Regions from separate parts of the Homo sapiens genome. Here region 2 is linked to region 1. Evidence: chromatin loops called from intact Hi-C (ENCODE). Cell type or tissue: heart right ventricle. All regions are shown on one strand. Each heading gives the region's core, and the rest is flanking DNA. Links, peaks and the distances in the headings are about the cores only.

Region 1 (12,925 bases), core at 2,743-10,742:
TCACTGCAACTTCCGCCTCCTGGGTTCAAGCGATTCTCCTGCCTCAGCATCTCGAGCAGCTGGGATTACAGTCTCCTGCCACCATGCCCAGCTAATTATTTTTTGTATTAAAAAGCCCAATTAAAAAATCTGATAAATATGTAGGACAACTTCAATCCACTGGAGAGTGGCTAGGAATTACAAAACAGTCTTGTCTCCTCTAAACAAACGTTCAAAGACTTGGGAGGTACCATGACAGGACGTAAAGAATGAAAGTTTCAGGAGTCAAATACACCTCACCTGAAATTCAATCACACTTTGCCACTTACCAACTTGTGATCTTAAGCTACTAAACTACTCTAAGCTTCATGGTCTCTTCTATAAAATGGGGGTAAACACACTATCTCCACTATTATTTAACATTATACTTAAGATATCAGCCAGGCCCAGTGGCTCACGCCTGTAATCCCAGCACTTTTCGGGGCCAAGGTGGGTGGATCACTTAAGCCTAGGAGTTCAAGACCAGCCTGGGCAACATGGCAAAACTCCATCTCTATTTTTTAAAAAAAGTTAATTTAATAATTAAAAAAAAAACAGCCAATGCAATTAAGAGAAAACAATCTGTGGAGTAAGAATTGGAAAAGAAGAGATAAAACTGTATTTGTAGGTCACATGAAAGTATATTTGTATGGCCAGGCACGGTGGCTCACGTCTGTAATCCTAGCATTTTGGAAGGCCAAGGCAGGCCCATCACTTGAGGTCAGGAGTTCATGATCAGGCTGGCCAACATGGTGAAACTCCGTCTCTACTAAAAATACAAAAATTAGCTGGGCATGGTGGCGCACTCTGTAGTCCCAGCTGCTTGGGAGGCTAAGGCAGAAGAATCACTTGAATTTGCGAGGAGGAGGTTGCAGTGAGCCAAGATTGTGCCACTGCACTCCAGCCTGGGCAACAGAGTGAGACTCCGCCTCCAAAAAAAAAAAAAAAAAAAAAGGCCAGGCATGGTGGCTCATTCCTGTAATCCTAGCACTTTGGGAGGCCGAGGCAGGAGGATCACTTGAGTTCAGGAGTTCAAGACCAGTCTGGTCAATGTGGTGAAACCCTGTCTCTACTAAAAACACAAAAATTAGCTGGAAATTGCTGGAACCCAGGAGGCGGAGGTTGCAGTGAGCCGAGATTGTGCCATAGCACTCCAGCCTGGATAACAGAGCAAGTCTCTGTCTCAAAAAAAAAAAAAAAAGTATATTTGTAAAACCCAAGATAATCAACAATAAAACGAAATCAAACAACGAAGTAGTTAAACAAGGTAGCAGGCTATAAAATTAACACACAAAAATCAATAATGAAAACTTCAACTTACTATAGCAACACAAAAGGCTCAATCTTAGTAATCAACTAACAAGAAACACAAAATCTAAATTTTAAAACACTTCTGAAATTGGGTGCAGTGGCTCTTGCTTGTAATCCCAGTTGCTGGGGAGGCTGAGACTCCTGGGAATCACTTGAGCCCAGGAGTTTGAGGATGCAGTGAGCTATGATCATGCCACTGCACTCCAGCCTGGGCAACAGAGCAGGACCCCATCTCAAAACAAAAAAGAACAAAAAAATCAAAAACACTCCTGAAAAACACAAAAGCAGATCTGACTAGATGGAAACACATCCATAAAAGTGCATGCGTATGTATTTGCTTATGTATGTATATGTGTTTGCGTGAATGAATACATTTAGTGTGACCCACATAAAAATGCTAACTTCTCTAGAACTAATGAAGGTGATTCCTAAATTCACATAGAAAAATAAATGTGCAACTACACCTATGAAAAACTTTGAAAGAAAAAAATTGAGGAGGACTAGCTCTCTACCACACATTAAAATATACCATAAAGCCTCTATAATTAAAATAGTATGCTCTGGTACATGAATGGAAACACCAGCAAAACAGAATAGAAAATCCAGAAATAGGCCAGGTGAGGTGGCTCATGCCTGTAATCTCAGCACTTTGGGAGGCCAAGGTCGGTGGATTACTTGAGGTCAGGAGTTCGAGACCAGCCTGGCCAACATGGTGAAACCCCGTCTCTGCTAAAAATACAAAAATTAGCCAGGCGTGGTGGCAGGCCCCTGTAATCCCAGCTACTTGGGAGCCTGAGGCAGGAGAATCGCTTGAACCTGGAAGGCAGAGGTTGCAGTGAGCCAAGATCATGCCACTGCACCCCAGCCTGGGTGACAGAACAAGATCCCATCTCAAAAAAAAAAAGAAAAAAAAGAAAATCCAGAAATAGACTCAAAGACATATAAAAATTGTGTATATGATGAAGATGGTTTCTTAAATCTGGGGAAAATATGGACTTTTCAAATAAATGATACAGGTTGGATATCCTTTATGCTTGGGACCAGAAGTGTTTTGAATTCCAGACTCTTCCAGATTTTGGAATATTTGCATTATACTTAGCAGTTGAACATCCCTAATCTGAAGCTCTGAAATCTGAAGTGCTCCAATGAGTCTTTCCTTTGAGCATGACCTCTTGAGTGTCATGTCAGCTCTCAAAAAGTTTCAGATTTTGGGCTGGGTGTGGTGGCTCATGTCTGTAATCCCAGGCCTTTGGGAGGCTGAGGCAGGTGGATCACGAGGTCAGCAGATCGAGACCATCCTGGCTAACATGGTGAAACCCCATCTCTACTAAAAATACAAAAAAATTAGCTGGACGTGGTGGCGGGCGCCTGTAGTCCCAGCTACTTGGGAGGTTGAGGCAGAGAATGGCATGGACCCAGAAGGCAGAGCTTGCAGTGAGCTGAGATCGTGCCACTGCACTCCAGCCTCGGTGACAGAGCAAGACTCCGTCTCAAAAAGAAAAAAAAAGTTTCAGATTTTGGAGCATTTCAGATTTTGGATTGGGGCACTCAACTTCTATTATGAACAACTAGATAGACATAACAGAAAAAGGTAACATGATTCATACTTCAGAATAAGCTTAAATTGTTAAAAGATTCAAATGTAAAAAAAAATTAAAACAAGTTTTAGAATAAAGCATGAATAAATTTTTTCATAACCTGGGTGTGACAAAAATCTTTCAAACTATGACTAAAAATACATATTTAATAAAATACTCATAAAATCTTCTATGTAGAACAAAAATTCCACATTTACGGCCGGGCGCGGTGGCTCACGCCTGTAATCCCAGCACTTTGGGAGGCTGAGGCGGGCGGATCACGAGGTCAGGAGATCGAGACCATCCTGGCTAACACGGTGAAACCCCGTCTCTACTAAAAATACAAAAAATTAGCCAGGCGCGGTGGCAGGCACCTGTAGTCCCAGCTGCTCAGGAGGCTGAGGCAGGAGAATGGCGTGAACCCGGGAGGCAGAGCTTGCAGTGAGCCGAGATCGCGCCACTGCACTCCAGCCTGGGCGACAGAGCGAGACTCCGTCTCAAAAAAAAAAAAAAATTCCACGTTTACATGGCAAAAAACACCATAAGTCAAAAGCACAATCTGGGAAACAATATTTCTAACATATCACAGATAAAGAATTAATCTCTCTAATATATAAGAACTCTAAAAAAAAAAAACTTTAAAAATTGAGAGAAAACCAAAAATCTTTACCAAAAAATGACAAAATACATGAACAGATAGTTCACAAATAAATGACTCTTAAATGTAAAAATACACTCAACCTCGCTCATAAGAGAAATAAAAATTAAAACCACATTCACATATCATGTTTTACCAATCACACCAGAAAAAAATTAAAAGCTTGATAATAAATTTTGTTGGTGAGGCTATAGGGGAAACAGGTACTCTAATACACTGCTGCTGGGAATGCAAAATGGTGAAATTTCAATGGAGGGGAATTTGGCTATTTCTAACAAAACTATACATGTATTTACCCTTTAATGCAACAACTCCACTCTAGGAACTTATTCTGAGGATACACTTCCAATATTATGGGAAAAAATACACACAGCTATTCAGTAGTAATAGCACAATTTCGGAAACAACAATTCAAATTTCCACCACGTATGAGTCTTGTTGGCCAGGTGTGGTGGCTCATGCCTATAATCCCAGCACTTTGGGAGGCCGAGGCGGGCAGATCACTTGAGGTCAGGAGTTTGAGATCCTGGCCAACATGGTGAAACCCCATCTCTACTAAAAATACAAAAAAACTACCCAGGCATCGTGGCAGGCACCTATAATCCCAGCTTCTTGGGAGGCTGAGGCAGGAGAATCACTTGAACCCAAGTGGAGGTTGAGGTTACAGTGAGCCAAGATCGTGCCACTGCACTTCAGCCTGGGCAACAGAGCGCAGAGTAAGACTCTGTCTCAAAAAAAAAAAAAAAAGAAAGAAAGAAAGAAAGAGTCTTGTTGATTAAACTGTAACTCTTCTACACAATGAAAGTATGGTTTAAAAAACAAAGATCTCTGTGAATCCATATTAAGTGATTTCCAAGACATATTAAGTAAAAAAGCAAAGGATTACGTAATATACCCTTCTTTTTTGTAAGGAAGAATGGAGAATAAGAATGTGTGTGTATGTTCATTTTGGTAAAAAGGAATAGAAAAAAATAAACCTGAAATGTGTTACTATGGGGATGGGTGAAAATGGGATGGAAGAGACAGGAAAGACAATGAGAATATATCCTTATTCACTTCCTATACCTTGAGTATAACTTTTTGAAGAGTTTTAACTTTTGACCTATGTTAATGCTTTACATATTTAAAAATAAGTTTAATCAACAAAGGTAGAAAAATAAAGTCCTAAAGTTGAATACAAATAGAAACAAATCTAATTATATAAGAAATTACAGAAAAAATAATTCAGGTAATTTTTGAACACAGTACATAGTGGGTCATAGGCTAAGGACAAAAACAAATCCAAAGAAATCTTCAATTTTATTTAGCAGGTTTGTTATTGGTAGAAATACTAATGTAATTCTAAAACTATCTTATATTTATTGTAGAATAAAACAAATAAGTAAATATATTAAAGTTGCTGGGAACTAGGGTTCTCCCTACAGGAAAGGAAGATACAAATGTGGAAAGGAGGAAGATTCCTATGGTGTTGCGTTGAGACTAGACTATCAGTATGATTTTATGATATAAGAAACATACACATATATTTCCTAACACTATCTATTAAAAAGAACCTAAAAGTAGTGACACTCCAGTAGCTCATCTAGTGTCCAGATTTGGTTTCTAAATATCATTCCCCACTAAAAGTGGGACTCCTTGGATAAATAGCTGATTTCAGATAGGGGACAAGGAAATACATTATTGTGCCACAAATATCTTAAGTTCCAAAAGTGCTCTTATGCTGAGGAAGACATGTCAAAAAGCCACAGGAGACAGCTTGAAGAGGCTCCCACCGACCACATTTGGGAAAACGTTAAGTATCATAAAGAATAATGGTAATAACAAATATAGAAGCCCATAATGATACTCTCTTTTATATTTTTATAAGAGAGGGAAAACAATTAGCAACTGGTGAATCTAGGTGAAGAGTATGCTGGTGTGTAATGGACCATTTCTTCTGCTTTTCTGTAAGTTTGAAATCATTCAAAGCAAAAAGGAGAGCAAACCAAACCAAACAATGAGATTCCACTTTAATATGGAAAAAGTTAGAAAGCTGGATAAAGCGAAGGCAGCAATGCAGAGATACAGGAATGCTGAAGTACTACAGGTGGGAATGTGTGCTGGTACAGCCATTCTGGAGCTCAAATTGGCCACTACTGAGTCGAATTAAATTAATATATGCATATACTATGACTTGGCAGTTTTACTTCTGGATATATATCTGTGGTAGCTGTTAATACTTTTACCAAATATTTCTAGCTTTGCACCTTCTAGGTAAGTGGTGAGATTACATTTCCTCACCCTCTTGAAAGGTATAGGTGGTTTTGTGGAAAGTGCTTTGACTAATAAAATGTAAATAAATATAATATGCCCTTTTACCACTGAGGCAGTAATCATGAAAGCTTATATCAGGATGAAATCTCCATCAATCTGCATCCCTTGAGTGACTATGATGAACTGAGTGGCCCTGCTGATTTGGGTTGAACATGTAATAAGAGTGAAAAATAAATATTGACTGTGTTGCTTAAAAAATGGACAAATGATACCTAGTTTACGGGATCACTGTAATAATTCCCAAAGATAATGCAGGTAGTTTCCAGTATACTGACTGATGTAGTATGCGCTCAGCAAATGCTGGTTCTCTCCCTGCCCTTCTCTTCCCTTTATTCTGCTAACATGGCAGATATATCCTCACCTGGATCTGTTGGAAGAAATGTGTAATATCTTGATCTGGCTGATTTCCAGAGGCCAGCATCCGACTTTTGTTTTCCATGAACTGCTGCAGCTTACCAGAGAGGTGTTCAAACATCTCTGCCTGGGGTAGAAGCTTCTTTAGGGAGCTCTCCTTTTCTTGCTGCTGTAGACAGAGCTGTTCGAACCGCTGGCTCACCTCTGCCAGTTTGCCCTGCAGCACTGCTGCTGTAGTACTGTCTGCTGTCTCCATGAATCGGGTCACCATCTCACGGGTGGCCTCCAAGCTGCTCTTTTGCCGAGCAATGTCCTGCTTCAATTTCTGTCATGAAGAACACGTCTGTCAGCTCCTGGTTCACTTATTCCAGGACATCTGAGCCACAAACTAATAACTATATGCTATCTCACAAGGGGGACTGGAGGACTGCAACCGAGCCTCCAGAATACCACACATCTCATCACCTTAGTTCTCCACCCCTTCTACCACATGACTTTGCTATCTCCACTTTCATTCCAGCTCAACTGGGTAGAAATATCTTTACATAGATTAGTTATCATTTCTAAATCTTATTAGATGATTCACAGATATTAGGTTCCCTCTTGTTACTTTTTCAACATTATGTAATGATGGCACATAGCAAACATACCCTCTATGCTAGCTCTTGGGACACAGATCTTACCATATTTGTGGCTAAGGCTTCCTGGATGACTCCTGATGAGAGTGATGACACCTGCTTCCCTTCCAGGTTTTGTTCAACTTCCCCAATAGACTGCAACAGGCTCTCCAGGCTTTCCTGGACACTCTGAGATTGGGCAATTGCTTTCTGCAGCAGAGAAGATCGCTCAGCCAGGCTATAGGAGAGGCTTTGGAAGTGGCTGAGTATGGAATCTGAAAAATCAGGCCATGAAAAGAAAGAGTGGAGACAATTTTTGTATTATGCTTTTAAAGACTTTATTATTAATATTATTAAATAATAAATAATAAAAATTATTATTATTATTATTATTATATGGATGTGGTCTTAATATGTTGCCCAAGCTGGTCTTGAACTCCTGGCCTTAAGCAATCTTCCTACTTCAGCCTCCTAAAGTGCCTGGATTACAGGCATGAGCCACCATGCCCAGTCCTACATTGAACATAGTAATTGTAATAATAATTGACATTAAGACCAATAGAAGGAATAAGTTTGAAATGCATTAGTATCAGAGCCAAGTTCAATAAGCATTAGTTATTTACTGCATACAAAGAACCAGAAATTGTACTAGATGCTGAGGACTAAAGATACTTAAGTATCTTATCTGACATCTACAACTTAAGACTTTAAAACAGAGCATAGGCAGAGGAAGATGCATCACAATTAATGATAAAAATCAAATCTTAAGTGGTATATTAATACTAGAAGTACTGTCCTCGAGAAGCCCAGAAGGAAGAATAATTATCTTTCGTTTCTTTTGAGGAGTGGGATGGCTAAGCTAAGCTATTTAACATATGCATTACCTCACATACTTATCATTTTTTTGTGGTGAAAACACTTAAAATATACTCTCACAGCCATTTTCAAGTATACGATATATATGTGTGTGTGTGTATATATGTGTGTATATACATATGTGTGTGTGTGTGTGTGTATATATATATATATATATATATATATATATATATATATATTTTTTTTTTTTTTTTTTTTTTTTTTTGAGACGGAGTCTTGCTGTGTCGCCCAGGCTGGAGTGCAGTGGCACGATCTCAGCTCACTGCAAGCTCCGCCTCCCAGGTTGATGCCATTCTCCTGCCTCAGCCTCCAGAGTAGCTGGGATTACAGGCGCCTGCCACCATGCCTGGCTATTTTTTTGTTTGTTTGTTTGTTTTGTATTTTTAGTAGAGACGGGGTTTCATCTTCTTGGCCAGGATGGTCTCGATCTCCTGACCTCGTGATCTGCCCGCCTCGGCCTCCCAAAGTGCTGGGATTACAGATGTGAGCCACCACGCCCGGCCTGTATACGATATATTGTTATTAACTATAGTCACCATGATATACTCTTGGCTACATCTTGAAGCATGGGCAAGATTTCACCACGCTTGGTAAGCATTCAATAAATGTTATCAGCTAAGCAATAGGAAAAACTTCAGGGGTAATACAATGTAAGTGGTTTACTTGGGAAAGAAAAGTAGATGTGGCTAGAAGATAGATGTCTGGGGAAAAGGGACTGAAGCCAGATTGTGAAGGTCCTTCAATGGTGCAAGAATAAAGTTCATTAGAGGATAAGCTCTTTGATGACAATCTATGTCTATTCATGTTTATATTCTCAGCCTCTAGCCTGGCACCACAGATATTTGCACAACACAATGTGACATATTGCAGAATAGAGGTACATACTAGGAATTAAGGGAGTACTATTATACTGTTGCTGCTTTATACCTGTAGTTTCTTGAACATGCCTGTGGTCTGGGGCTGGCTCCCCTTCAATTTCCATTATGTCACGAGCTACTTTTTGGAGTTTTTCCACAGGTACTTGGTGCTCAGCCAATTCCTCCTGCAACTGCTGCTTGTCCATGAAAAAAACAAAAGAAAAACATCTAAGTAATCAAAGATGATTCTAGGAATCCGGAGCTACTGAACAGCTTTACAGAATAATTGTAAGTTTAACCATAGCCATAAATATTAGAAGCAAGTGTTTAGCACTCAGATCTTGTCCAAGGCATCCCAACCACTGCCTTTATTTTATGTAAGCATTTGCTTTATTTTGGGGTACTTTACGCCATGGAATACAAGGTCTTGACACCACAACACAGCCTGTGTCCTGACTTACCTTTGTTGTTGCAAGCTGCTCCTGGAGAACTCCAGGGTCAGAGGCAACAGTATCTGAGAGGAGCTTCTCCACGTTGGCCTCACAAGCCTGCATCCAGGCCTGCAGGCTGTCAGCACTGTTTTGGAATTGATGATACTGGCCTAACAGCATATTCAGGTGAGATCCTAATCGTGTACACTGTGCCAGAGAAAGAAAGGTAAGCAGACTTAAGCAAGGTCAGGCCAAAGGCAGCAGCTGCCCAAAGAAAGAGGCCTGGCTTTGTTACAGACAACTCACTGTAACTTCAGATAAGGGTATTGCCAGAACCCATGGATAGATGGGTAGCAATGATCTCTAAGTGTGGGTCCCCATTGTTTGCTCCATACTATTCACCTTGACCTTCTTACATTCCCAGGAAAATTTAATGAGATGTATGACAAGCTTCCAAAGAAATGAACATAAGGTTGCAGACAAAGGTAGGGGTTAAGAAGTGCAAAAAGTATTCTTTCTTGGGGATTAGAAGTGTTGGCAGAAGGCATAAGACAGGTAAGAAGAGCTGACTGGATTCTAAACTTTAGAAGAGCGAGCAAGTTCTTTAGATAGGAAGGAAGGTAAGGATTCACCCTAGATGCTCTGTGAAATAAAGACAGAAATAAAGACTGTGCAATTGGTTTAAATTTCCCCTGTGTGCTATGTCTCTTGGGAGTCCAAGTCTGCTGGTCAGGATACAGGAAGGGGAATACTTCCACCTTCACCATCAGTGTGATATACTCCTGCCAGTGCTAGGTATTAGGTATTAGCTAGCTATCAGGCCTTTGGGCTAGTACCTATGTATTTTACATTTTGTGCATTGTTTGTGAAGACCTTCTGCCCATGGTCCAAGTATAAATCAGCTCTCCTACTGTGTCCTGGAGTTCTTATTCTGAGCCCCAGACACTACCTACATTGTGTGAAGGCTGCCATGATTGTTTCACCAAGGATGCCAGGAACTGCCCCCTTACCTTTGAGTGGAGAGCAGTGTATCTTTCTGTTGCATCCTTCAACTTGTCCTTTACTAAGTTTCCAATTTCTGATGGTTCTTTGCCTTCCTTAAAACTGTTTTCCATGTCCAAGACTTTCTGTCCTGAGATAGTCACAAATCTCAAGTCTCCTTTGTGGGAAATGACATCCTCTGAGAAGCTTCCTTGCCGCTTTAGCAGGGAGGGAAGGGTCTCGGGGCTGCTGCCTCCCTTATGCATGTTCTCCAGCTCTTTCTCGGATCGTTCCAACCAGCTTTCAAACTCTTTATGATCCTGCAGAAATTTCTGCAACTCATCCTGAAGTGTCTGCACCTGCTTCAGTTCTGCCTCTGATTGGGCCAGGGAAGTAGAGTATTGTTCCTTTAGCTCTCCCAGCTTCTGTTGCAGCATCTGTTGCTCCTCAGGTGTGAGATTGTGGCCATGCTGATCCAAGAAGGCCTGAGCTGACTGGGTGGCCAGAATGAAATTTTGCTGCTGGGACAGCAATTCTTGGTGACGGGCCTGGTAAAAAAAAATCCCCCCAAACAAAGGACAATCAGTAGGCAATCCACAATAATTTGAGGTATACAAGACTGGACTTCATACTCCATGTGAGGTCTGCTTACATTCAGCCTTGGTCTTTTCACCCACATTGCTGTCAAGTCATACACCTCTCTCAGTTTTGCTGCATCTCACATTTTTCCCTGTTAACTTCATTTTATTCAGTTCAGCCCCTTGTTTTAGGTATAGCCCTTTAATTTAGATGCTGACTCTTAAGTTGTACTTATAATCTTCAAGGACCATCTACCTATAAGCTAGAAGTAGGGAGAGGTCTCTACCTCTACTCAATAGATCACTTTTCCAACTGCTCAGAAATCACCAATATCAGTCACTCTCTAAACAGTATGCCACATGCTAATCCCCTCTGAACTGACACGTATAGGACTTTATGGTTTTCAAAGAGATTTTACATGTATTATCTCATTTGCTTTGTGGCACGACCTATAATGTAGGTAGACAATATAATACCCATATTAAGAGTAAGTGAATACCAAAAAGACGTTATATATCTTGACTAAGGTCATGCAGTTTGTTAACGAACAGAACTGCAACTCAAACCTGACTCTCTTCGCTAAACTGTACAAATGGACAACTAATAATCATCTACATTAGTGGAAGGGTAGCTGAATAAATCATACATGTGACAATATAAAAATTGTAAGTTTGGCCAGGCATGGTGGCTCATGTCTGTAATCCCAGTACTTTGGGAGGCCGAGGCTGGCAGATCACAAGGTCAAGAGATTGAGACCATCCTGGCCAATATGGTGAAACCCTGTCTCTACAGAAAATACAAAAATTAGCTGGGCATGGTGGCAAGTGCCTGTAATCCCAGCTACTTGGGAGGCTGAGGCAGGAGAATTGCTTGAACCTGGGAGGCAGAGATTGCAGTGAGCCAAGACCCTGCCACTGCACTCCAGCCTGGCAACAGACTTGAGACTCCATCTCAAAAAAAAAAAAAATGCAAGTTCTTAACTGTGAAATATGTCACTCATGTGTCCATGAAGACTGTCCCTACTAGGAAAAGCCATGGAAAATTAATTCAATAATTAGAGATTAAACTGTATTTCTGGGTAATAATAAGTAATTTGTACTTTTTATTTGTATGTACTGTGTCTATGTGCTTATACATAGACCTTCTTTCTATTCCAATGGAATATGAGTTCTTTGAGGAGAGCTGTGAGTTTTTGTTTTGAAACATATATTGGGATGTTCTTCCTGAATCTAGAAGACAGTGGGAGTTGTCAGTGTTCCTTACTACCTATACTGTTTATGCCACTACTTAGAGAAGGACTACAGATCATCGTCTAGTTTTAGCCTGTATCAACAACAACCTGATAGCCTCAGCTTCCCACATCATTTCAAGAAAGCTGAGTGACTAGGAGGCTGATGCAGGAGTATCACTGAAGCTAGGTTTTTGAGACCAGCCTGAGCAACAACATAGCAAGACTGTCTCTTAAAAAAAAATTAATGAGGCATGGTGAGTCCACACCTGTTACAGTGAGCTATGATCGTACCACTGCACTTCAGCCTGGGTGGCAAAGTGAGGCCTCATGTCTTTAAAAAATAAAAAAAAGCTGGGCGCAGTGGCTCACGCCTATAATCCCAGCACTTTGGGAGGCCAAGGCGGGTGGATCACGAGGCCAAGAGATCGAGACCATGCTGGCCAACATGGTGAAACCCCGTCTCTACTAAGAATACAAAAATTAGCTGGGTGTGGTGGCGTGCACCTGTAATCCCAGCTACTCAGGAAGCTGAGGAGGAGAATGGCTTGAACCCGGGAGGCAGAGGTTGCAGTGAGCCGAGATTGTGCCACTGCACTCCAGCCTGGTGACAGAGTGAGACTCCGTCTCAAAAAAAAAAAAAAAAAAAAAAAAAGCAGAAGAAAAAAAGAAAGCTGGAATGACAAATATATCTTGCTCAATTAGATAGTGAAGTGGGAGCGGTACTACAACCTTGTCTGTATATCACCTAGGTGTCCTTCATTCTCACCTTCCAACTCATCTACCTATAAGGCAGTTTCCTTCCTAGAATGGAGATACCACTTCATTAGGTTGACTGCTGCCAGCAAAAGGTGTCAGAGGAGCCCTATGACAGCAGAACCATTTTTGCTCTGTCCTCTTATAAGACTACCAGGGCTTTGGGGGACACAGTATAATGGACCTTCGAAAAGCGTCATGCAAGAGGCAGAAATCCTATTAATATAAAATATGACAATGGTCCACAAAGGCCACTGAACACAAGTATTCCAGCTAAGCCAATATTTTTTCTATAAAGGTGTCACCACTAAAATATATGATCCATGTGTTGTAAGTGTCCTAAATATGTAATCTTCTTTCAATCATTCA
Region 2 (12,925 bases), core at 2,542-10,541, 83 kb before region 1:
ATCGAGACCATCCTGGCTAACACGGTGAAACCCTGTCTCTACTAAAAATACAAAAAATTAGCCGGGCATGGTGGTGGGTGCCTGTAGTTCCAGCTACTCGGGAAGCTGAGGCAGGAGAATGGCGCGAACCCGGGAGGCAGAGCTTGCAGTGAGCCGAGATTGCACCACTGCACTCCAGCCTGGGAGACAGAGCGAGATTCCATCTCAAAAAAAAAAAAAAAAAAAGAAATAGAGTAAAAAGTGACTGAGAGATGGTGAGACATTTTAAATCAAACCACCCTCTAGAATGGATTAAGGGTAGCACAGGGGACAGGTAGAGATACCCTTTAGGCATCTTATAGCCCAGTGACACACAGGCACACCCTAACAACCCAAGGTCTGTGTTAATCACCTCATATACCACTCTAAGTAAAAGATGATAGTTTTGGTAGTGATCTGGAATCAGTTCAACTCCTAGCTCTGTATCAGTTGTGTGACCCTAGGCTGTTTCTTCATCTCCTTGAACCTCAGTCACCTCATAAAAAAAAAAAATTGGAGTACAGGCCAAGTGTGTTGGCTCACACTTGCAATCCCAGCACTCTGGGAGGCCAAGGTGGGAGGATCACTTGAGGTCAGGAGTTACAGAACAGCCTGGACAATAGCAAGACCTTGTCTCTACTCAAATAAAAAACAATGGCTGGGCGTGGTGGCTGACACCTGTAATCCCAGCACTTTGGGACGCCGAGGCAGGTGGATCATGAGGTCAGGAGTTCCAGACCAGCCTGGCCAATATGGTGAAACCCCGTCTCTAATAAAAATATTAAAAAAAATTAGCTGGGCATGGTGGTGTGCACCTGTAGTCCCAGCTACTTGGGAGGCTGAGGAAGAAGAATTGCTTGAACCGGGGAGATGGAGGTTGCAGTGACCCGAGACAGTGCCACTGCACTCCAGCCTGGATGACAGAGGGAGATTCCATCTCAAAAACAAAAACAAAAAACATTAACCAGGTATGGTGGCACATGCCTATAGTCTGAGCTACTCAAGAGGCTGAGGTGGGAGGATCCCTTGAGCCCAGGAGTTGGAGGCTGCAGTAAGTTCTGCACTCCAGCCTGGGCCAGAGAGCTAGACCCTGTCTCAACATGACAAAAAAAAAAAAAAATGCCAGGCGCGGTGGCTCACGCCTGTAATCCCAGCACTTTGGGAGGCTGAGGCGGGTGGATCACGAGGTCAGAAAATTGAGACCATCCTGGCTAACACAGTGAAATCCCTTCTCTACTAAAAATACAAAAAACTAGCCAGGCGTGGTGGCGGGTGCCTGTAGTCCCAGCTACTCGGGAGGCTGAGGCAGGAGAATGGCGTGAACCTGGGAGGCGGAGCTTGCAGTGAGCCGAGATCGCGCCACTGCACTCCAGCCTGGGTGACAGAGTGAGACTCTGTCTCAAACAAACAAACAAAAAAAAGTACAAATAGGGTAGCAATATTGTAATATTTAGCATGGCATAGTGGGTACAAATAGATAAAAGTACAACTTTTAGAACCAAACTGCCATGGTTTAAACCTCAGCTCTGCCAACAGGGTAGCTGAGTGACCTTAGGGGAGTTAAGAACCTCTTTATGGTCATTTTCTCATCTGTACAATGGAATAAAAATGGTACCCACCTCAGTGGTTATGAGGATTAAATGATTATCAGCTACTGTTTGGTACATATTCAGTAGTAATTGCCCAGCAAAGGTCAGGTATCATTATGGTTAAATGAGGTAATGCATGTAGAGGCTTTGGAGTGTCCAAGAGCAGTCAATAAGACAGTTGTTGGTATTACAAATTGATGATTTACAAATACTTTTGAGTTACTGATCTATTATTGTTGGTTTGATTTTATAGGCCTCTCTCTAATACAATAAGGTTCAAGTTTAAAATGAGAATTTTTACACATTTTATTTAAATTATAACAGTCTTTGAACTAACTGGTGGTGTTAAGATGGTACAAAACCTCTTACTGATGCATTAGCTTTATCACCATTTTATAGAATCTGGTAAGAACCTCTTGCTTTTGGGATCCCGGTTAGACCCCTGAAGGGGACATTCATGCTCACCGCTCCACAGACTTGCCACAAACAGTATCCCATTTGTCTCTGACTTCTCCTAGGAAATTGTCAAGTTTCTGACTATCTTCGGGAAGCAAAGTCTTTTCTTTCAGTGCTCTGCCAGTTCTAATTGTGGTATCATACACAGGCTGCTTGCCACCAAGAGTCTTCTGAAACTCCTATGTTTCCAGAAAGAAAAGAAAAAAGTGTTAAAAGTCAGACGACATCTTGATTTGGAACAAAAGAATTTGAGTTTTCAGGCTAGAAACCAAATAAAGTATGAATATCACCACTTTTTTTGAACTAAAATTAACCATAGCTTATCCTTAAGAAATTTATAATTTTTTGTTTATACCATATATAGAAGTGCCTGACAATTTGTGAAAGCCTACAGTTTTAACTAGTTACTCCCATAACTACTTTCCTTAAACTGTTATTTAAATGAGCAAATATCATGATTAGACCATCTAGATATAAAATGGAACCCTGGCTTCATCATTTTGACTTTTAAACATTAACCAATTGGTTTTCTTTTTACTAGCTCTGATTTTTATTTTTGGCAAGATACAAGCTTTAGCGAATACTATGGCTTGGGACCTAAGAGCAATTAACTGCTTTACCTTATGCTTAGAAAGCTGAAGTTTAATTTTGTCTGGGTCATTGGATATCTCTAGTTCTGAGTCCAGGTGACTCTCTGCATCTTCTAGCCAGTCAATCAGTTTTTTCCAAGCTTCATGGAACTAAAATTACATAAGAAATAAGTTAACAGGAATGAATATACACACTATACAGCACGTTTGAGAATCATCCCAGAGACTCAATACATGCAGCCCAAGACTCTTCAGTGAATTAGTATCTTTCTTCCCCAACTTACTTGTTTTGCCCGCTTCCTGGCATCATCTAGTGATCGCCCTCTTTCAATAGATCGCTGGACAACCTTCTCCCATCGAGACTGCACGCTCACCAACAAATTCTTGATCAGAACAACATCCTGCTTTTGGCTAAGGAACTTTAATTGATTCCCAGTTTGATCCAGCTCAATGATCTGGTCTCGATGAGCATTTACTTCATTAGCAAAAACCTGAGGGAACAATAGTGCTCTTTTTTAGCTTAAGATAAGATAAAGGGGCATTTCTTTCAATTAGTGCTTTCAAAAAGAATGCAGCATCATAATATCATACTTACCTTGTGCTCTTCTATCTGGGAAAGGACAGTATTTAGAATCAGGCTTGGTGGAGAAGCGATGTTTAAACTCTGCTCTGCTAGAGTGAGCCAGTTGATAAATTCTTGTAGGGAATTCTGGAATTCTGTTGCCAAGTTGAGGGCCTCTTCCAGCTTTGACTGAATTTCAAGTAAAACACACACACACAGAAAGAAAAAGCGCCAATTTCAGGAATTATAGGCTCAGCGACAAAGGCATGAATTGTACAACAAATGAAATGACCTCTAAAAAGGAAGCCTCATTTAATCAACGTCCAAACATGCTTTATTTGTAAAGAAGGGGACATTTTAATGTTAGTGTCTGAAACAAATGGGCAAGAACTGTGTACATGGAAAAGGAAATAGAGCACAATAAGCAGCTAAGTTCCTTTCTCTGCTACTCTCCACTTCCTTGAACGGGAATAAGACTATTCAATAACTGTAAGTGAACAGACCCTTTAGTGGTGACAGCTGCAGGATCTACAACCTGCTTTGGGTAATGTTTCAGTTTCCTTTAATGTACTTTTTGTGGTATAAAAACAGCTAAATGAAAAGCAATTTACTATGAAGATGATGTTCAATGTAGTACTCTTTGTTTAAATACATGTTTTCAGAAAATATGGCATATGAAAATATGAGTCTAAAAATTATGCTTATGCTATAAGAAGAAGAGGTAACGAAAGAAGCCAAGACATTCTAGGCAAAAATCTGACAACACTAGATGTAGATTTTCAGACACTTTCATTTACCTAAGAATGGCAACAACAAGAGCTCATTCAGGGAAAAGGCTACTCCTCACAAGTACGCTTCAATCCCACAGAGTTCATAAGCTCCATCCTCAGAGACCTACACTAACCTTTTGGTAATGACTTCTGCCTCTGGCCCCCCTACTAGGCAGGCAAAGTAAAAATGACAGGCTGACAAAAATGAGTATTTCCAAAATATTCACAGAAAAAACTCCAAGATGTACACCAAAAACGTTAACTGTTGTTAATTCTACCTGACTGGGTTGTAATTTCTATTTTCCTCTTTGCGCTTTCAGGTTATTTTTGTAACCACCCCCCACCAAAAAAAAAAAAATTACAATAAATGTTATAAAAATGTACAAACCCAATCTAAACAAATCAGGTGGAAAAATGAAATCCACTTCAAATATATATAGAAATGTTTAGAAATTAATATATTACAAGTTCCTAGATGATAGGAATTCTTTCCACATCATTCTATCCACATATTCTTTATATATTTTTTATATCTACTTTATAGATATAAAAGATATACTTTTATATCTAATTTATATCTTTATATTCTTTATATCTACATATTCTTTATATTTTCTTACTACAGCACCACACACATTTAATAAATGATTTTACTGATCCTGAAGGTAATGTTTCTGCAAAATAATAAACTATCCTTGACACTCAGCTTTTGCCTGACCATTTCTGATAATGGGCAACTATGTCTTAAGGTATTTTGCTCAACTATTAAGAAAACTCTCTGAAAATTTCTTGGTTATGAGCTGGAATCTGTCTCAGTTTATTTAATCTTAGCTTTGCCTTCTGCAGGATCTATGGATGACAGCCTGTCCAAGGATTGTTTTCTCTTTTTTTTGGAGATAGGTTATTGATGTCACCCAGGCTAGAATGCAGGGGCACCATCACTGCTCACTGCAGCCTCAACCCTCCAGGCTCAAGTGAGCCTCCTACTTCAGCCTCCCAAGTAGCTAGGACTACAGGCGTGTGCCACTACACCTGGCTAATTTTTAGGTATTTTTGTAGAGATGGGGTCTTGCTATATTGCCCAGGCTGGTCTCAAACTCCTGGTGTTAAGCAATCCTCCTGCATCAGCCTCCCAAGTGCTGGAATTACAGGCGTGAGCCACCAGGTCTGACTCTGTCCAAGAATTAGCATACACTTAGGTCCTTTAGCCATTCTTAATATAATCAAATTACCCAATCCCATGCTAGAAGGTTTTTAGGAAATTAATGCTTCTCTCAAGATGTTCATGTGTTTTATGCCCTTCTGTTCATTAATTTCCCAAAGATAGGGTCGTCTTTAGTGTTTCCACCATAAATCAGGCACAGGACTTGGCACACACTTGCTCAATAACTATTCATTGAGTGAATGTGGTCAACAGGTTTGTGTATGTATATATTTCATACTTGATCTGAGCAGCAAAAAATACAGTGAAACTCTGTACTCATAAAAAATAATCTTTTTGGGCAAACACCTTGATCCCTAGTCATCTTTCATTATTTTGTAGAGAAGAGAATTTGATTTTTGAGGATGAGTGGGAAGAGGTCATATAATTTACTTCTCTCCTGATTTCTAGTAAATTTCCTTGCACACTACATTTACGTTAGGAACCAAATTCCTTGTGGAGAATTATTCGTCAGTCCCTATATGCCCTGTCCCCAATCTCTCAACCCCAAGATACCAACTCCAGCAAAACCTTGTTTTTAAGTAGAACACAAATTGGTGATTAATATAGGACATAAAGCCCATCACGAAGCGATAATGGCAGTAATGTCTTAACAGGTAAGGAATGAATAATTATAAAAGCAAATAACAACAGAAACTTATACCATCAATGCAACTCAACACAGATGGAATCAGTTCTGCAACTTCTGTTACAATACCCTGGTCTTCAAAAAATCTTCATATAAATAAGATGGCAATTATTATACATGCAATCACTCAGCAAATTACTCAAACATGGGGATCATACACTGTACCTTTCTTTCTTCCATCTTACTGCTGACCACATGCCACTTCTGCTCCAAAAGTGCTACACTCTGTTCTGTCTTGGAGCCAGACCCAGAGTCGTCACGGCTTAGAAGCATGAGTCTGCCCTTGTCAAGTAGTTGATTATAAGTCTCTTCCTTGGCTTTCAGCTGGGAATAGAGTTCCTACAAGAAAAGGCAGGAAAGATATCAATTCTACGAATTCTCTGGAAGACACCTACATATAGATTCTGTAGCAGAGTCTGGGAAAGTCCAGGAAGGGCTCATCTTGATTACAAGCCATTCTTTTGGATTCAGTTCAAGTGCTGAGCCATAAGGGAATGAAACCCACCATACTTAATAATAAAATTAATTGTAATAACTAAATACTGATTACTTAGAATTCATTTGTATTAAAATGTAAGTATTAACATATTTTACTAAATAACAAGTGGCAAATTAAAATATTAAAATAATTTTATCACCCATAGAAGAAAAACTTTTTTTTTTTTGAGATGGAGTCTCACTCTGTCACCCAGGCTGGAGTGCAGTGGCAGTGATCTCGGCTTACTGCAAGCTCCGCCTCCCGGGTTCACACCATTCTCCTGCCTCAGCCTCCTGAGTAGCTGGGACTACAGGCGCCCGCCACCACGCCCGGCTAATTTTTTGTATTTTTAGTAGAGACGAGGTTTCACCATGTTAGCCAGGATGGTCTTGATCTCCTGACCTCATGATCCACCCACCTCGGCCTCCCAAAGTGCTGGGATTACAGGCGTGAGCCACTGCGCTCGGCCAAGAAAAACATTTTTTAAGGATTAGAGATCCCTCAAAAGACTCCAATAATCTATTTCCCCTTTTCATGAAAAATTTGCCTAGAAATTATGTTGCTTTTTGTTCTAGCATGCATTCTTGAAATACTGTCGGGTAACTATTTGATTTCCCTAAACCCCCCTTAAGTAGTTTCCTTCTTAAGTGAAAGCACATCTGTGTTGTATATTTGTCTTCTTGATGCTGTCATCTTCAAGTCAATATATGTGTGCCAGTAAAGCTGATTAACTCAAAATTTCCAGCTGACCTTCCCTGTCACTACTGCTGCCTACTGTAAGGTATTAGAAGCCTGTAACAGGCAGCAATCCCCAAAGGTTATACTATATGTTTGATAAAAATGCACTACTTTGTAGATTTCCAGATACATATTAATTATGACTGTGAACTTGGAAAGGAGCTAGTGAATATGGGATGCTTATGCTCAATTTCAAAAAATTGCTATTACCATATGTGTATCAAGCTGTTCCCTAGCAGTTTCAGGAAGTCCTCCTGTGGGCTTAGATGCAGAAAGCTGGCTCTCCATTCTAGTAAGTTCCAAGAGGAAATCTTCAATTTCACTGTGGAAGCCCTGGGCCTTTTGAGAAAAAGATATATCAACCATGTCAGTAGTCATTTCTCAGCTTTAAAAGTCAACTTTCCAAATGATATGAGGAGTTTATCTTGAGGAAGGAATTTTCGGCTGCTCTCTGGCAAAGCTGTTCTGTTGCTAGATTAGCATGGGGCCAATATTATTGCTAGAATCTAGCAGAATCCTTCAGACCTCACTATAACATATTATAAATGCCTGATACGATCAGATGAATTGACTATTGATTAAGGTACTGTTGAATAGGAAGAGACCTGACTTGATCCAAGAAAAAAAGGGAATCTGTTATAGTGAAGATCTGCTAACTTTGAATGTGAATAAAGAGACTGAGCTAGAAATGAATTCAGAAAAGAACTACCCAATCAAAAGCTGCTCTTTCTAGATAAGTTACAGCACAGTATTAACCTTCCCCTCAAGACATAAGGGATTCTTTGCTTTTCAAATTGATCTCTTCTCTCTGACTTAGATAGGCTTTCTGTTATCTGTATAGCTCTTCCTACCTTACTTGGATGTCACATGTACCTGCTGCAGAGTTGACTGAAGCTGCTGCTCCCTCTCCTCTGTTTTCTGTAACACTGACTCCCAGCATTGGTTCATGGCTTCCAAACGGCTCCTTAAGCTGCTGGCATCATCTCCAGCACTGGATTCAAGAAGCTCATTGCCAGCTTTGTTGACTGTTTCCACTGTGGCTTGATGAGCCAAAACATCATTTTTTAGGACCTAAAACATGTTGAACAACATAATTTATCTCTATGGATATCATCTAACTTGGTTCTCTTAAGATATACACAACATTCAAAGGCTGCTGGTGGCAGCATCTGGTCTCAAATCAATAGGGTTAGAGATGAAAAAATGAAAATACTTACATGGTGCTTTGCGAGCTCAACTTCAATGACTTTTGGGTCTCCACTTATTGGTCTCTGAGCATCTAACAACTCTTCGGTATGAGTCAGCCAACTCATTAGTTCCTCTAAGGCATGCTGGAACTGACCAAGGGCCAACAGAGCCCCTTCTAGTTTGTGCTACTCAGGAAAAGACAGAAAGGGAATATTCAATACGAAATTAGAAAAGAGCGGAGAGTAGTTCACTGATGTCATCTACCACCTGCCTTACCTGTCGGTGGGCAATTTTCTCACCCAGGTTCTCCCAGAGGTGTTTGAGTTCTGTCAGTGGTTCTCGTATAATGTCTCTGTCCGTCTCATCAGTAGCTTTCTTTAACATCAGTTCACCCTGGTGATTAAGCTTCTCCATCTCAATTTGCTGTTGGTAAACTTCTACTTTGAACTCCTGTCAAAGACACACTCAATGTTAACATCAAATCAAGCCTTTAAAAACTATAATAAAACAATTCTTCTTCAAAAGCCATACCCAGATACAAACCTTCATTTCATTTAACTGATCTTTAACAGTATTGAGGTCAGTGCCAACAGGGGGCATGGTGCAGAGTTTAATCACAGTGTTATCTAGCCAGTCAAACATAGCCTAGAACAAAAGACAAGTAAACAGTCAAAAACAACCAGAAGAATTTGGGAGAGAATTAGCATTATCTCTGCTAACATAAGAAGACATAAATCAATCAAAGCACCTTGTGCTGTTTGTGATTTCAGGTAAGGGGCACAGATAAAGAATAATGATCTTTATATTAATAATATGGTGATTTAATAATGGAGCCAACATTATCAAGATAATGTTCAAAATAAACTACAATTTGGAAATACTAAATTTGAATAAAAGTGAAGATTTTTCAATCCCAGCTAGCAAGCTCATGATGTTCTGAAGCAACTGTGCCAAACTGTGCTTGAAGATAACCTGGGTTTGGAACCTCTGGCAAGCAATGACTTTCACAGTAAGGCCAGCTTCACAACGTAGCTGAATGAATCTATGATGAGCAGGCAATGATAAACATGGCAGGAAGAGTAAGAATTCAGACAGATGTCGCTACTTTTTTCACTACAAGTGGGGAACTTTGGCTAAATTTGTGGAAACACCACTATCTTAGGTCTGCAGTCCTGTGAAGGTGATCCACTTTTGTGCTTAATTCCAAAAATGACAAAAATGGCAAAAAACAGAACCTGTATTTCCTTGGTGGTCACCTCCTGGCCTCTCACCTGAAGAGTGTCCTGATACTGCACAGCAGCTTGCATAGCATCCTCAAGTTTTTCTAGCCTCTCTTTCCATGTTTTGTTTAAGTTCTCCCAAGCATTATTCATCTAGGGGAAAAACATTCAATCAGATTCTTCAATCAATACCACTCTTCAGTCTGGGCCCACTAATGTTCTAACTGAGTGCCTCATCCATTTCTCCACACCTCATCAATGCTCTTCCTCACTTCAGGCTTCTCAGTTTCTCCACAGGCAAAAATCAAATCTGCTCCAAGGATCCGAATAAACTCCAGCTCTTCATGCAGACCATCTGTCTCTTCCTTAATAGTCTACATGTAAACGAATAGAATATAAGCCAAAATAGAAAACAGAACAGAACTTACCAAACTTTGCAAATGTGATTTATACCCCATCAATAGCAGATGCTCAACATAACTGTCAGTTTCACTTATCTGGACACTAAAGCTTCAGACTCTACATGGTTATTTTTCATATATACAAAATATATATTACATATAGGTATATGTATATATAAAATACTATAGAAAAGGTATGGTGAGGTTCAATAATTTACCAAAGGTTCACCCCTTCCTGCCTCCAAAGAAATTATAATCAACAGCTAGAAGTCTATTACAGAGAAACATATCAAGGGTAAAATAACACAGTACAAGTCACAAATTTAAGTGCTGACAATAGAGTATAACAGAAGTGCTGGGGTCTATGATCTTGAAAAAAACTCTGTGCCAGATCCTAAAAATTGGCTCATGTATTGGTATTGACCCAAGGTGGGGAGGGAAAGAATTTCTCTATGAAAAAATAGCTGAAATAAAAGTAAGAAATTAGAGAAATAATATCAAGATAGGCTTGGCTTATGCTAAATGGACAATATGAGGTAAGAAATGTTGTTGGTAAAAAAGAGACTCCTGGGCCAGGTGCAGTGTCTCACGCCTGTAATCCCAGGACTTTGGGAGGCCGAGGCTGGAGGATTGCTTGAGCCCAGGAGTTCTGGACAAGCCTGGGCAACATGGTGAAACCCCATCTCTATAAAACATAAAAAAATTAGCCAGGCATGGTGGCATATGACCCAGCTACTAGGGAAGCTGAGGTGGCTGGATTGCTTGAGCCCGGGAGGTGGATGCTGCAGTGAACCAAGATCATGCCACTGCAATCCAGCCTGGGTGACCCAGTGAGACCCTGTCTCCAAAAAAAAAAAAAAAAAAGAAAAGAAAAGAAAAGAAAAGAAAAGAAAAGAAAAATAGCACCAAAAACTAGAAAAAAGTATGTCAATGTAACAACTGTTATCTCTAGATAATGAGTCCAAAATTGATTTTTATTTTCTACCATCTATTTTTCTACATTTAAGAAATGTAATATAATGAGCAGGTTTTTTTCAATTGGAGAATGTCTCACTTAAAAAGAAACTTTAGGCCTGGAGTGGTGGCTCACGCCTGTAATCCCAGCACTTTGGGAGGCCAAGGTGGGTGGATCACCTGAGGTCAGGAGTTCAGAACCACTCTGGTCAACATGGGGAAACCCTGTCTCTACTAAAAATACAAAAATTAGCCAGGCATGGTGGCACATGCCTGTAATCCCAGCTATTCAAGAGGCTGAGGCAGGAGAACCACTTGAACCTGGAAGGCGGAGGTTGCAGTGAGTCAAGATCATGCCATTGCACTCCAGCCTTGGGGACAAGAGCAAAAAACAAAAACAAAAACAAAAACCTTTAAGGTACTCAGCCTGGCTAAGCAGTTAACATACCTCACTTTGATTTGATAAAGTGCTTTTTCTAGAGGACAGACACCTAAGAAAAAGGGTTTTGTTTCCTTCTTACCTCAGCAGCTTCAACCTGTTGTTTGATGATGGAAGGATCAATGCCTGGGCTTTCCAAGTCATGGACAATATCCTGGGTGTCTTTGATGGTGGTCAGGAGAGCTGCCATGTCATACCAGAACTTCTCTGCTAATTCAAGGACATCAAGAAATTTGATTTCTCGTTCTTCAGCCCGAGCTTTGATGTCCTCCCAGAAGAATACCATTTGATCCAATTTATCCTGGATTTCTGAGGAGGTTAAAAAAAGAGATATGAATAGGACTTTCTGAAGAGCCTGAAATTGGTCTATTCAGAAATTCCATGTAACTCTGACCTTTTCAATGAAACTATTTTTTAAAAAAATGCTAAGCATTTATAACTAAAGGATAATTTTCTATTTTAGTTTTACTATTATTTCTTTTTCTTTTTTTTTTTTTTGGAGACAGAGTCTTGCTCCTGTTGCCCAGGCTGGAGTGCAGTGGCGCAATCTTGGCTCACTGCAACCTCTGCCTCCCAGGTTCCAGAGATTCTCCTGCCTCAGCCTCCCAAGTAGCTAGGATAACAGGCATGTGCCACCATGCCTGGCTAATTTTTGTATTTTTGGTAGAGTCGGGGTTTCACCATGTTGGCCAGGCTGGTCTCGAACTCCTGACCTCAGGTGATCCACCCGCCTCGGCCTCCCAAAGTGCTTGGATTATCAGCATGAGCCACCACACCCGGCCTATTATTTATTTCTTTTTTTAGAGAGAGGGAATTTCACTCTGTCACCCAGGCTGGAGTGCAGTGGTGTGATCTTGGCTCACTGCAACCTCTGCCTCCCAGGTTCAAGCGATTCTCCTGCCTCAGCCTCCTGAGTTGCTGGGATTACAGGCGCATGCCACCACACCCAGCTAATTCTTGTATTTTTACAAAATTTCACTATGTTGGCCAGGCTGGTCTCGAACTCCTGGCCTCAAGTGATCTGCCCACCTCAGCCTCCCAAAGTGCTGGGATTATAGGCATGAGCCACTGCGGGTGGCTCCGGCCTATTATTTATATACTAGCGTTTTCCTCTTACATTGGTATCCCACATACAGGGATCACAGAAGTAATCCAGAAATGAGCTATCATCTACTATAAAGGTAGTGCTAAGATACAAAACCCCTAACTTACAAAAGGGCTAAGATGAGAACTCTTGTTTCCAGTGTTCTGTGTTAAACTTGTATGTTTCCCATGGAAAGTGTTACAAAAGGTAGCTATGTTCTACCCACTATTGATACTGTAGTTTACTCACGTTAGGGGTTAAAGGAGCTTTTGTTTCCTGGCCTGGGAATCTAACTACCAATTGTAACCTTGTTTCAATGGCGAAATGTGTTCTGAATTCCAAATGATTTTCCAGTGACTTTCTGGAATACTCATTACTGGGGACTGCCTTTACATTCAAAGAAATAAATAAATCTGGTGGGATGCTGAAGATAACCACAGCCTAGAATTTATTCTGTTGATTTTTAAAAATAATGACAATCATCAAGCACCTTTTGCAGCCAGATCCTTGTCTGCTCCCTGAGATCGTCCAATAAGCTCCTCTCCACGGCGCTTCAAGGCCTCAAAGGATGGCTGCAGTTTTTCTAGC

Evidence for each region. Peaks named below come from ENCODE experiments on the same cell type or tissue, not always from the same donor. Only the 100,000 strongest peaks of a DNase experiment are listed, where the experiment ranks them.
Region 2: a loop joins it to region 1, with 2.0 times the contacts of the local background. A loop is called at or near these places in 12 of 110 quality-filtered maps.

The regions. Positions count from the first base shown.
Region 1 is chr1:39,354,991-39,367,915 of GRCh38, reverse strand. It overlaps MACF1 (microtubule actin crosslinking factor 1), which reads right to left. Exons shown (of 101, transcript NM_001394062.1): 45 at 10,023-10,541; 46 at 9,043-9,219; 47 at 8,652-8,775; 48 at 6,915-7,123; 49 at 6,239-6,556. Among named protein-coding and RNA genes, the nearest start is that of BMP8A, 130 kb to the left of the region's middle. RefSeq lists an enhancer at 8,366-9,565. In heart right ventricle, for the core only: no CTCF peak of the experiment used is centred there; a DNase peak (open chromatin) is centred at 6,476; H3K27ac peaks cover 1,694 bases.
Region 2 is chr1:39,437,911-39,450,835 of GRCh38, reverse strand. It overlaps MACF1 (microtubule actin crosslinking factor 1), which reads right to left. Exons shown (of 101, transcript NM_001394062.1): 71 at 12,828-12,925; 72 at 11,336-11,562; 73 at 9,711-9,833; 74 at 9,511-9,612; 75 at 8,783-8,884; 76 at 8,516-8,689; 77 at 8,269-8,424; 78 at 7,925-8,122; 79 at 7,262-7,390; 80 at 6,001-6,174; 81 at 3,249-3,404; 82 at 2,938-3,144; 83 at 2,684-2,803; 84 at 2,073-2,242. Among named protein-coding and RNA genes, the nearest start is that of BMP8A, 47 kb to the left of the region's middle. In heart right ventricle, for the core only: no CTCF peak of the experiment used is centred there; no DNase peak of the experiment used is centred there.